2 separate regions of the Homo sapiens genome follow, and region 2 is linked to region 1. The links are chromatin contacts, found by Hi-C or POLR2A ChIA-PET in ENCODE. All regions are on one chromosome and are shown on one strand. Each heading gives the region's core, a stretch centred on a gene start or an enhancer-like site at or near the end of the contact. The rest is flanking DNA. Distances are from core to core; before and after follow the strand shown. Region 1 holds the start of HES6 (hes family bHLH transcription factor 6). Region 2 overlaps LRRFIP1 (LRR binding FLII interacting protein 1).

Region 1 (6,361 bases), core at 3,062-5,561:
GACTGTGCAGTTCCAGTGGAAGGGTGGACAATAGCTTGATTGGAAAGGAATGAAGAGGAATGGGATGCGTGGAAGTGGAGGCAGTAAGTGTAGATGACGCTTTCAAGGAATTTTGCTTTAGAGCATTGAGACAGAGGCTAACAGTATGTCACATCCAGGGAGGTTCTTCCGAGTAAAGGTATTCATATTACAGCCCGTTTGTAGGTTAATGAGAATGATCCAGAAGGGAGGAGAAGCTAATGGTGCAGTGGAGAGCAGAGTCCCTGAGCAGGTGAGCAGGGATGGGGGCCCATGCCCATGTCGGAAGCGGGCGCCACACTGCTTCATGATGGAAGGCAGAACGCCTGGGCCAGGGTGCAGGCAGGTGTCACAGAGAATGTCCTTCATGACCACATCCTAGTTCCCAGAACCTGCGAATATGCTACTTTACATGGCAAAAGGGAGTTTGCAAATGTGATTAAGAATTAAGCTAAAGACCTTCATACAGGGAGATTATCCTGGATTCTCCAGGGGGCTGGTGTCATCACAAGGATCTTTAAAAGTAGAAGTAAGGAGGAGACGTGACCAAGGAAGAAGGGTCAGAGAGACGCAATGCTTCCGAGGAACTCTGAGGATGGAGGAAGGGACCATCCTCCAAGGAATGTGGGTGGCCCCTGAATGAAGAGGCAGGAGAAGGCACACAGCCCTGCCTGCCAACACCTTGATCTTAGCCCAGTGAATCCTGACAGACTTCTAACCCGTGGAACTGCAAGACAATAATCGTGTGTTTGAAGCCACCAAGAGTGTGGTCGTTGGTTTTGGCAGCCATAGAAAAGTAATACAGTGGGTCAGGGATCCGGGTGGGAAGGAGACAGCCCTCAGAGAAGGGATCCGGGTGGGAAGGAGACAGCCCTTAGAGAAGGGATCCGGGTGGGAAGGAGACAGCCCTCAGAGAAGGGCTTGTGGGGAGCCTGGGGGTGCTGGGAGAGGAGCTGGTGTGAAACAACCAGCTGGCTGGGAAGCTGGTGGCCCCAGGCTGCACCGCAGGCAAGAGCAGCTCTCAGCCCCAGGAGGCCAACAGTGGTCACTGGTGTGGGAGCCAGTTACATTTCCAAAAGAAGCTGCACTTGAGGATTACTGTGAAGCTGACTTTAGGGCTGGAGGGGCACAGGGCCAGAGTTCTGGGTTAGTGGCTTCTGACTCTGGTCCTAGCAACGCTTTTACTCCAGGTCAGCCTCCTGCACCTTGCCTCCTGGGCTTCCCCTTGACCCCCTCCTAGGGCATCTGGGAAGGTGTGATGAGTGGACTTGAGAGGTGAAAGTTGTTCCTTTGAAGCAGTCCATGGCTGATGCTCCCTGAATGGCATGAGAGCTCATTGGCATGGCCTCTGGGTGCTACTGGAAACCAGGGCTTTCAGGATGGCCCGTTATCCATCCGTGTCCTGGTGGGTACATCCTACATCAGCCTGTCTGAGGACATTAAAATAATCCCAGGAATGATATTTCCATTGCTCAAGACTTCTTCTGTGGCACTGGCTCCCCCACTGCCCCAATAGCTCGGCTCCAGATGATAAAGCTGCATCTGGTTATAGCCCAATGGCTTCTATGATTGAATTGAGGTGAGCCAGAGTGAACCTCAAACTTTGAAACACCCCTGGTGGCCAGGACCTGCTTGGGGGCTTTTGTAAAGGGGCTGCTGGGAAAGGTGTTCTTAAGGCAAAAGCACATGTCCAGAGAGGAGACCCCGACGTCAATCCTAAGTTGTCACACCTTGGCCCTAGCCTGGGGACTGCCAACCCACAGTGAGAAGCTGCTGCTTTGGGGTCCTGGAGCAGGAGGAGGGGGCTAGGCTAACTGTGGCGGTGACTTCAGCCGGCTGACCACGTGCTATCTGCAGGTCTGGCCGAGCCCAAGAGGGCAGGCTCCCGCACCCCAGCTGCCCATCCTGCCACCCTCCATCCCTGAGGGTTCTGACCTCCTGGACCCAGTTTGACCTAACGCTCAAGCCCCCTGGGGCCTTGGCGCTTTCATTTCAGGCCACAAACTGGGTGGGTCTCCTTGACCCTGAAGTCAATGGCAGCAGTGGGGAAGTTCCTTCTTCAGTCAAGATAAGCAACAACCTCACACAAGTAGACTCATGTCTATGTCATGCTCGTGGGTCCTAAAACAGGTCTTTAAAAGATACTTTCAAACCAAATAGGTAGCAATTAGGCATTATTTTATTATTCCTGAAGCTCATGAACAAGAAAATGGCACAGAGACAGGTCATCTCCCTATTGCTGAGTTACCCTGGAGACAAGCCTCATGCAAACAAACTCCTTCTCCAGGACACACAATGCCCAAGAACAGGCTGGGTCTGAGGACCTGCCTAGCATGGGGGGCAGAAGCACTGCCTGCTGCAGAGACAGCCACGGAGTGCATCCCCACCACCATCACACTGCTCACTCTGCTGAGAAAGGGTGAGGTTTTAAAGGACATTCACCAGCCTCAGATGCAGGGGAAATGTGCTTAGTTTAGCATTTACATATCTTGACACAGTAATGACACATCACTCAACAATACTTCAAGGGTAACTAACTCCAAAATTCTTTATTTAGTAAAATTGTCACATTTGATGTCAATGGAATACACAAACTCAAGTGTGCTACAAACAAGATGTACAGAGCATCACAGCTCTGGGCAGTGCAGCTCAGTGCACCTGCCTCTCATCTCCCCGCTGAAGTGGCAAGTTCAAGCTTTTGTTTAGCCCAGGGCTGCCTGGAACACTAGTGCCCAGCACCATTTCTGCCACCTCTGCCCCCAGAGCCCGCACAGGGCTGGTGAAGCCTGGGTGGGTGAACCTGGGAGAGCGCTGGCAGCTCTACAAAATTCTTCCTCCTGCCCGTAGCTCCCTCCCTCCACCCACTCCAGAGCTGCAGGGTCCCTAAAAGTTTCTTAAGAAACGGGGCTGGGGCCTGACTGGGCTGGTTACCAGGGGCTGCCCTGCAAGCCATCCATCAGAGGAGGGAGGGAAGACCTGGGAGACTTCCAGGGCCCTACCCCACCACATCTGAACCCCTGGGAGGAGGGAGGAGATCCAGGGAGGGCCGGGCCCACCCCCGCAGGACTCTGGCTGGCATTGGTCACCAAGGCCTCCAGACACTCCGGGCAATTTGGGCTGTGGTCAGGCTGCCCAGGGCTGCGGGCACCAAGTCGGGCCCCTCAGCAGGAGCCTGACTCAGTTCAGCCTCAGGGGCCTCCTCCAGGTCGGAGCACAGGTCGTCCCCAGGACCCGGGGGGCTGGGTATTGGGGATCCCGGAGCGCCCCCCGCAGGCCAGCCACTCCGTCCAGGGGCTCTAGGTGGCCCCGCCAGGGCGTCCCCCAGCAGATCCTGGAAGCTGCTGCCCTCACGCAGCGGCATGGACTCGAGCAGATGGTTCAGGAGCTCGGCAGCGACGGTAGCGTCGATGGCCTGGCACGTGGACACGAACGTGTGCACCTCGTGCATGCACTGGATGTAGCCGGCAGCGAAGCGCTCGCTCGCTTCCGCCTGCAGCTGCTCGCGCTCTGGGCCCGAGGGTGGGAGGGAGAGAGCCGCGTCCCGCGCGGTGAGCGGCGACTGCGTGGCCCAGCCCACCCGGCCCGCGGGGACGCGGCTCACCCAGGAGACGCGGGGGCGCACCCTGCTCCGGTGGGAGCCCTCGCCGCCGACAGGACAGGGGCGCCGGGAGGGAAGTCCTCCGTCTGGCAGGGGTTACAGGCGCCCGCGGCCGGCGCCCCCGCCCGCCCCGCCGCCACTCACCGCGCGCCCGGCCCCGCAGCACACCCTGGACCCGCCGCACCGTCAGCTCCAGCACTTCGGCGTTCTCCAGCTTGGCCTGCACCTGCGCGGGCGGGAAGGGCGGTGAGCCGGCAGCGCGCTCCCGGACCCGCCCGCCCGCCCCGCAGCCCCACGGCGCCTGCCCGGCCGCCGCACCTCGGCGCCCGCCAGCAGCAGCCGCAGCTCCTGCAGGCTCTCGTTGATCCGCGCGCGCCGCTTCTTCTCCACCAGGGGCTTCCGGGCCTGCGGGGAGCGGGGCACTGAATCCCAGCCCCGCACGGCCTCCCGCCCGCTTGCTCGCCCATGGCCCCGGCCCGCACCTTGCGGTCCCCTCGCGTCTCCCAGCCGTCCTCATCCTCACGGCCCACACGGTCCCGGCCAGGCGCCGCGGGTGGCGCCATGCCCGCTCCGCCGGGGACGCGGCAGGGGCTAGGAGCAGCGGGGACGGGGAGCGGCGGGGACCGGAGTGCCGGCGCCCTCCGCTGCCCCGCGGCCGCCCAGCAGCAGCCCAGCCGTCCGCGCTCCTCGCGGCTTCCGGCCCGCCGCGGTCCCGCCCCTTTTATAGCCGCTTATTTGCATCTCAATGCGCCGATTGGCCGCGCGGGCCCGGGGCGGCCGACCGCGAGGCGCGCTGCAGCCAATCGGGGCAGCGCGCTTTGTCCGGCCCAGCGGCTCTGGCGGTCGGGCAGCTGGCTGAGCTAGGCGGGGCCCCCAGCCCGGCCTTCCCTAGACCCCCGCGGGGGCGGCACCGGGGCGGCGACCCCGGGTAGCTGCGGCCCTGCCCGCGCTTGTTTCTCTCCGTCTGCTGCTCTAGGACCACTGATCTGCCGCGCGTGCGAGCAGGCGTCCACCCGTCCGTCCGTCCGTCCGTCCACTCATTCATTCACCCATTAATTCATTCATTTCCCTCCTTCGCCGATGGCGCCTCCAGAGTTGAGCGCTGGGGCCACTGGCCCCAGGAGATGCGTCCCTGGTGTGCAGAGCCACAGTCAAGTCCGCGGTCTCTGGACCTAGAGGGGTTTCAGGTCCCGGCTGGGGTGGCTGCCAAGCCCCGGGGAGGCAGGGTCCATTGGGCAGCGGTGGCGGGGCGGCCCCTGAGTTTCTTCCGGACTCGTCCAGACGCCGGGCCGGACCCCCGACGCCGCCCTCCGCCAGCACTGGAGTCCTAGTGGGGCGGGGTCCCGGGTGCTCCCGCCCGCGCCGCTCTCCCCCTGGGCTCTGCGGGTCACCAGCCCCGCCCCCCTCTGAGCTCCCCCATCTCCCTCTAGTCCCCTTTGGCCCCCGGGGCCCCCTCCCTCCCTTCCACTGCCCCCCGCCCGCCTCCCTCCTCCCCTCCTCGTCCTCCGCGCCCCGCCTCCCAGGCCCGCCGAAGCTGCCGTCTGGTCCTGTAACTTGATGCCCGTGACAGTTGGCAGCTGCGGCCGCTTCGGCGGAGAAAAGCGAGAAAAGCGGCGGCCGCGCCAAGAGCGACAGGTGTTGGCCGCGCCTTTGTCTCGCACCCTTTGTCCGGCGGGCAGGCGGCGGGCGCTTGTCCCGGCCAGACGCCCGCGACTCCCCCATCGCGGCGGGCCGCCCATCTGCTGGGTTCCTCTTGGCCGCGGGCGGGGTGCGTGGGCGGTGGGGCCGCGCCCTCGGGCAGCGTCCTGGGGACCCCTGCCCGGCTCCTGCCCCGGCGTCAGTCCAGACGCTGTGTGGAGGAGCCGGAACGGGAGACGCCTTCTCGGACCCCAGCCGGCCGACTACCAGCCTGCCCCGCACAGCACCTGCCTTCCTCAGTCCCCACTACTCACCCGGGCTGGGATCGTCAGGGTCTGTTCTGAGCCCCTCCAGGCTATAAGCGTCCCTGGACAAGGGCACAGTCTGACCTAGGACCCCCTGTCCACCTCCCCGCACCCCCAGCAGAGCCTGGCCTCACAGAAGCGCTGGTAGGTAGGGAAGGTGAGGGGTGGCCCTGGCAGGATGGGCTGGAAGGCCGCGTGGGAGGGGAACATCACGGGACCGCAGCAGCTGAGCGGAGCGGCAGGACTAGGCTGCAGACCGACCGCCCCACTGCCCCTAGAGAGGTCTGACAGGCCTCCCATGGCCCCTTTACTTGCGCCTCTCCACCAGAGGGACCCCTGCAGGCTTCCTGCTGGGTGAGTTTGGTGAGAGGTTTGAAAGCTCCCAAAGTCACCTCACTGACCTCTGTAATTACCTGGGACCCCCTCCCGCTGGCTCCCAACTGTCCCTGCTCTGGCTCTTGGTTGCTCTATGAGCAGGGTCCTGAGACTTCCCCCAGCCCAGCATCACTCACCTGGGTGTGAAACTACCGCTTTACTTCACACACTCCCCACCTGCCCAGTAGTGGGGCTGGCAGGGTGGGGCTGGAGTGGTGGATCCCAAGGAAGTGGATTATTAGCCTGTGACTTTACTCTCCTTCACCACTTAGACATCACCCCAGGGAAGGAGAACCTCCACTCCCCCAAGTGGCTACAATGACATTTCCACTACTTCGAGAAACTGTGATAGGGAAAAATAAACTCACTGATATTTCCTGTACTCCCAAGTTTGCAAACTGATTTACACTCCTCTCATTATCCAAAC
Region 2 (6,426 bases), core at 1,281-3,780, 490 kb before region 1:
TCCCAGGTTCAAGTGATTCTCCAGCCTCAGCCTCCTGAGTAGCTGGGATTACAGGCGCCCGCCACCATGCCCGGCTAACTTTTGTATTTTTAGTGGAGACGGGGTTTCGCCATGTTGGCCAGGCTGGTCTTGAACTCCTGACCTCAGGTGATCCACCCACTCGGCCTCCCAAAGTGCTGGGATTCCAGGCGTGAGCCGCTGCGCCTGGCCTGTTGTTTCCGTTTCTACAGCAGAGCAGCAGAGTTGGCGGCAGTCCTGATGTTTCTCTGCCCTTAGGTTGCGCGTGCCGTTCATTTGTTCAGGTACTTACTGAGAGGCTGGCTGGTGCCAGATGCTGTCCCCGGCACCAGGAATTTGGCAAAGTAGAGACTTGGAGCTCCATAAATGCAGGGAAAAAGTGCTACTGATTTTTGCCTCTAGCATCTTACTGTACATTGCACAGAGTAGGAACTCCTAGTGCTTGAATGAATTACTAAATAGGAGTTGAAATAACCTGTACCGTTTTCCGAGGCTCTATTTTGTCTGTTTTTTAAACTGTGTAAAATCATATGAGATACACTAAAATTGTATAAAATCATGTAAAAATATCATATGGGATACACCTGAACTTTAATCTTTAAATATTGAAGTTTATTTTCCCTTAACGCTTAATAAAATAAAAAAGAAAATTGGGTGCTCAGACTACCCAAATAGAAACTACCCTGAAGTATAAAAGATTTAGGGAATCACCTGTTTTCCCTTGACATCATCTGCCTTTTTTGCCATTTCCCCCAGGAACTCAATGAGTTAAAGGACCAGATTCAGGATGTAGAAGGCAAATACATGCAGGGATTGAAAGAGATGAAGGTACCAATTCACAGACGTGTGGTCTCACGATATTAACCCAACTTAACTTAAAAAAAAAAACAACATCCTAAAGAAGAAATTCAAAGTGCATGCTTACTGTAAATAGGCTCCAGGGTGTAGAAGAACTCACAATGGCAGGAGTGCCGGCATGGGTGTACACTCACCATTTTCCCAAATGCATTGTTTGAACCAAGATTGAAAATGTAACTGCCCAGTAGAAAAGGTTACTAACATACTCCCTGATGCATGCCTTAGACTTACCATCCTTCCCCCAGGCTTAAAACCAGTTTCTCATTTCCCATAGGCGTGTGCCAGACACTTGAAGAAGGTTCTTGGTTTTCTTCACTTTTTGTAGTAGTTGTATACAAAAATGCTTCAGTTGATTTGCTTCTCAAAATATCTGATGTCTACTAATAAGGCCGTCCTCACATGCCACACTTTTGAAACATCCCAATTATTTGCACCCTGTAAAATGCTACTAATTGAAGTAAAGACTGACTATGGCATTGGCTTTCTTGGAGCGTGTGCACACTGCTTTTAGAGTGTGCAGTGACTTCATTGCACCAGCCAGGAGATGTGGTTGCCCTGTTCCTTGACAGTAAGGTGGGCAATCAGTGACTGTCTTCCTTAGGCAGCAGCGGATCATGGATCTGGAAGTGGGTGGCGTATCTGTTACTTCCTTTTCAGCCCCCTAGAAAGTACCTGCAAGATCATTTGAATTTAATATCAAAGGGCACCAGACAGAGGAGGTGACATCGATCATGACTAATTCACTATCTTCATATCTGCCACCTTTCCTGAAAGGGGGAAAAATAAGACTCTGGCTTTCAATTCATGCGAAAAGGAGCCACTTGGCCAGGCGTGGTGGCTCACGCCTGTAATTCCACACTTTGGGAGGCCGAGGTGGGTGGATCACCGGAGGTCAGGAGTTTGAGACCAGCCTGGCCAACATGGTGAGACCCCGTCTCTACTAAAAATATAAAAATTAGCCAGGTGTGGTGGTGCGCACCTGTAATCCCAGCTACTTGGGAGGCTGAGTCAGGAGAATCACTTGAACCTGGCAGGTGGAGGCTGCAGTGAGCCGAGATCGTGCCACTGCACTCCAGCCTGGGTGACAGAGCGAGACACTGTTTCAAAAAAGAAAAAATGCTGCTGGGGAGCCACTGAACCAACCGGAGACCCGCTGGTCCCACGTGAAGCAGCTGTCCTGGTGTGGAGGTACAGAGCTAGACCAGCACTGGTCCCTCCAGCCCCCTGGTAGCCTCTGCTGCACCTGAACTGGCAGCTCTTGCCGCTGCCTTTAGCTCTGCATGTATGCGCCCTGAAGGTTCTGCCTCTCTGTTTTGGAATCGCCTTCCCCTCCTCATGTTTGGGGACCTGCAAGGGTGTGAGGCACGTGAGGGCATCGCCATGCGTATTTTACAGGCCTCTTTCTCTGGACTGTCCTTCAAAGGGAATGACCTTTGTCTTTCCAGGACCTACCCAGTGAGATCTGCCTGCCATTTTCCTATGAGTCAAAAATCTGAACTCACTACTGCTCCTTTCCTGGTTCATAAGCCAGAGTAGGGCTGGTTGGCAGTCACTGGCTTGTGGCCCTATGTAATTATCTCAGCCATCACACACTGGCTCTTTCACAAGGGCTGGTCACACGCCTCGAGTGATTCTTCAGAAATCTGTTGAACAGCCTGACACCCAGCCCTAGGACGCCGTGCTGGGGGGATTCCCCAGCTACTGAGTGGGGCCAGAGACTCTACTGCCTCTGTGACCACATCCCTTTCCATACTGGTATCTCGTTTGTTCTAATGAGTGTGTCCATTGCTTTTAATAGTGAATTTTCTGAGCAATGAGAATTTGACCAAATTGAAAAGGGGGATTTCCATGCATTTGAAATTGCCATGTGTTTCTTCTTCTGATCCATTTGCTCTAAGAAATATAGTCTAAGTTTAGGACTGAGGGTTTTTTTTTAACAGAATACTGAATGATTCTTTGTTTTGATTTTTTTATTGCAATTTCAAAAATATGACCTGCTTTCCACAGGACTCTCTAGCAGAAGTTGAAGAGAAATATAAGAAGGCTATGGTTTCCAATGCTCAGCTAGACAATGAAAAGACAAACTTCATGTACCAGGTTGATACCCTAAAAGATATGTTGCTGGAGCTTGAAGAACAGCTGGCTGAATCTAGGCGGCAGTACGAAGAGAAAAACAAAGTAAGCATTAGTATGATACAGAATGTTAACAATAGGCTGCGTGCAGTGGCCCATGCCTGTAATTCTGGTACTTTGGGAGGCCAAGGTGGGAGGATTACTTGAGCCCAAGAGTTCGAGACCAGCCTGGGCAACATGGCGAGACATCATTTCTAAAAAGAATTAAAACAATTAGCCAGGTGGTACATGGCTGTAGTCCCAGCTACTTGGGAAGCTGAGGTGGGAGGATCACTTGAGCCTGGAAGGTTGAGGCTGCAGTGAGCTGTGTTGACACCACTGCACTCCAGCTTGGGCAACAGAGAAGACACTGTCTCAAAAAAAAAAAAAAAAAAAGGGAATGGTAGGGTGTGTGTGTGTGTGTGTGTATGTATGTATGTATGTGTGGATATATCGTGTGTATGTATGTATATATAATGTATAATTTACATTATGTATTTTTATATTTTTAAACAATGGCTCTCCGCTTATCCAGGAAATCCAAACATCTGAGAATAAAAGTACCATACTCTTTGCCAAGTGACTTGAAATATTGATACGTATAATTTCAACATGTAAACTGGAGACAGTTTTTCTAGGAGAACATCTAAGCTAAAAGCAAAACCATGAAAAAACATACCTATGAAAGAGCCACCATGCTCAGATAAGGTGCGATCAGATGCTTCAAGATTTTCCTATTCATATGTATTTTCTGATTTTTATTTTGTTCTCTCTCAACACCATAGGGAAATAGTTATGAGTATCAAAGATTTTAAGAAAATTATATTATTTTCTGCTGATTGGGAAAAGACACAGTTACTCTACTTAAGAATTAAATATATCACCAAGCTCAGAGAGAGAGATAGTCTTATCTGAGCTTTCATTAGGAACCACTGGAACTAGTTTGTTAATAGCTGAGATCAGATATAATTTCTATTGAGAGTCTCAAGCATGAGTCATGTGTTAAGATAAGTAATGACAGCGGACTGATTCCACGAAGGCTGGGCTTGGATGTTCTTTAGATAGAAAGCAAGGAATACTTTTTTCATACTTTTAGGAATTGTCCAATTTTTCAGAGATTCTGAGAAAAACAGAAAATGTAATGTGTGAGTGTCGTTGTTGTTGTTGTTTTTAACTGGCTATTATCCTCTAAATCCAAAGGGTTAAAACCAAGGTACCCTTGACAACCTTCAGGCCTGCTTCTTCGACTGCTATAGAATTGAGTTGGAAGCTGAAGAACATTTTACGCACAAAGTTCCTTATAGCTGAACTCTGCAAGAGGGGAGCTTTTCACAAGACTGATGTCATGTGGGAACGGAGGAGTGGAGAGCACAGCCCAGCCCCCCTTCGGGTGGGGGCCTGTAATGCATATGCATTCCTCCTGGAATGCTGTCATTAGGCATCATTCAGTGGACTGAAAACTCCCGAGTCTCACTCCAGAGAAGCTGGATGGTGCTAGAATGCTGTCCCGAGATGGACACAGGGGCCATGCAAAGCCCCACAGGAGGGCCCTTGTCATAGCCAGGAGGGCACCAGCCACCCCCAAGCTAAAGGAAGTGGGCGAACAGAAGTGCCAGGGTGAGCAGAAGCTCAGGCCAGATCCCATCTCAGATCACCCGCCTGACAGGTCTAGGGAAGGAGCGTCCTGCAGGCCTGTAAGCTGTCAGCAAAGTGAGTTGGGTCTCAGGCCGTCACCAGGGATTGCGCTGCTGTGACTGGGCAGGAACACAGCAGAGCCGAGCTGCCAGCTTCCTGGGCTGAGCCTCAGGTGGGGAGGCCAGGCCTGAGGAGCAGCTAGGTTTTGCAGGCTCTCCATTTGCTCCCCCAAACTCTCCTGTTTTTGTCTCTTAAGGGGCAGCCCTGAAGCACAGAGCTGGCCACCAGCTGTTCATGAGAGATGCTTTAGTAGGCCATGTTTATCTCCTTTTTATCCCAAAGAGTTTTCCTTGTCATATTTCAGCAGGGGCCATTTTATGGTAAGTCCTTGCAGGGCAGCCTCACCCAGGCTCTCAGCACAGTGCTGTGGAAGACACCAGGCTCCCTGGGGGGGCCCTTCGTCGGCTCTTGCTTCACTGTAGATAAGAAATCAGAAAATCCTTGTTGATTGCATCAACTCCTCAGGTTAATTTGACAGTAAGTCATCAGGCATCATCTATAAAGTCCAGAGGAATCTGTTTGTGTTGTTTGAAAGGGCTTGAAGGCCAGGTGCAGTGGCTCATGCCTGTAATCCCAACACTTTGGGAGGCTGGGGCAGGTGGATCGCTTGAGGTCAAGAGTTTGAGACCAGTTTGGCCAACATGGTGAAACCCGATCTCTACCAAAAATAGAAAAATTAGCCGGGCATGGAGGCAGGCGCCTGTATTCCCAGCTACTTGGGAGGCTGAGGCAGCAGAATCGCTTGAACCCAGGAGGCAGAGGTTGCAGTGAGCTGAGATCGCACCACTGTACTCCAGCCTGGACAACAGAGCAAGACTCCATCTCAAAAAAATATATAAATAAAAAATAAAATAAAAGACCTTGAAGATTGTGATGATGTAGTAGCAGGTGATTTGTTCCACAGAAACTATAAATCGTGAGAGCCTGAACTGGCATGCCAGAAACATGGGATTCCACTGCTTTAGTGCTGTTTTTCTCCTTTACAGGAATTTGAAAGGGAAAAACACGCCCACAGTATACTGCAATTTCAGTTTGCTGAAGTCAAGGAGGCCCTGAAGCAAAGAGAGGAAATGCTCGAGGTAGGTAGCATTCTCCTGCTTTTCTTTTCCTTTTTTCCCTTTGGAGCATTTTGTCAGGCCATGACTATCTTAGCTTAGGCTGCAGTAATAAAATACCATACACAGCATGGCTTAAACAACAGAAATTAATTTTCTTACAATTCTGGAGGCTGGGAGTCCAAGATCAAGGTTGGGTTCAGGTGAGGCCTCTCTTCCTGGCCTGCAGACAGCCACCTTCTTGCTATATCCTTCCTCCAACGGTGGAGAAAAAGCAATGTCTCTGATGTCTCTTCATATAAGGACACTAATCCTATTTGATCAGGACCCCACTCTTATGACCTCATTTAACCTTAATTACTTCGTAAAAACCCTATCTCCAAATACAGTCACATTGGGCATTAGGGCTTCAACAGATGAATTTAGAGGGACACAATTCATTCCATGGCAATTACTAAAGTTTTCAGTTTTCTTAAATCTGAGAGTTTAGGCTAACTCTCCATCCCTAGATTTACGAAACAGTCCCTCTCATTGGTGAACATTCCTATTCTTTGGTGATCTTGTATTTGTTTGGGGAGGTGTGGTAGACAGAATAATGGTCCCCCGAAGTTGCCTACATCCAGATCCCTGGAAACTGTAAATATGATGCCTTACATGGTTAAAGGGCCCCTGCAGTTGTGATGAGAGA

Evidence for each region. A loop is a pair of places that touch in the nucleus more often than their neighbours do. ChIA-PET counts read pairs that join two places held with the same protein, here RNA polymerase II (POLR2A). Pooled maps may share reads with other maps.
Region 2: a pooled map shows a loop between it and region 1 (4-fold over the local background). The contact joins the enhancer-like site here to the promoter of HES6 in region 1. A Hi-C loop is called at or near these places in 2 of 50 pooled maps. POLR2A ChIA-PET finds 5 or more read pairs at or near these places in 3 of 52 experiments (HCT116, OCI-LY7 and T-cell).

What each region holds. Positions count from the first base shown.
Region 1 is chr2:238,235,727-238,242,087 of GRCh38, forward strand. HES6 (hes family bHLH transcription factor 6) reads right to left here and starts at 4,312. Exons shown (of 4, transcript NM_018645.6): 1 at 4,099-4,312; 2 at 3,935-4,021; 3 at 3,761-3,842; 4 at 2,541-3,525. The coding sequence starts at 4,179. The coding sequence ends at 3,101. RefSeq lists enhancers at 2,743-3,311, 5,212-5,717, 5,718-6,223 and a silencer at 4,035-4,554.
Region 2 is chr2:237,750,426-237,756,851 of GRCh38, forward strand. It overlaps LRRFIP1 (LRR binding FLII interacting protein 1), which reads left to right. Exons shown (of 24, transcript NM_001137550.2): 14 at 775-846; 15 at 2,884-3,054; 16 at 5,670-5,762. Among named protein-coding and RNA genes, the nearest start is that of RBM44, 45 kb to the right of the region's middle. RefSeq lists an enhancer at 2,656-2,705. Within about 2 kb of position 2,531, at least 3 of the 41 ENCODE cell types and tissues checked have a DNase peak (open chromatin) inside an H3K27ac peak, as active enhancers do.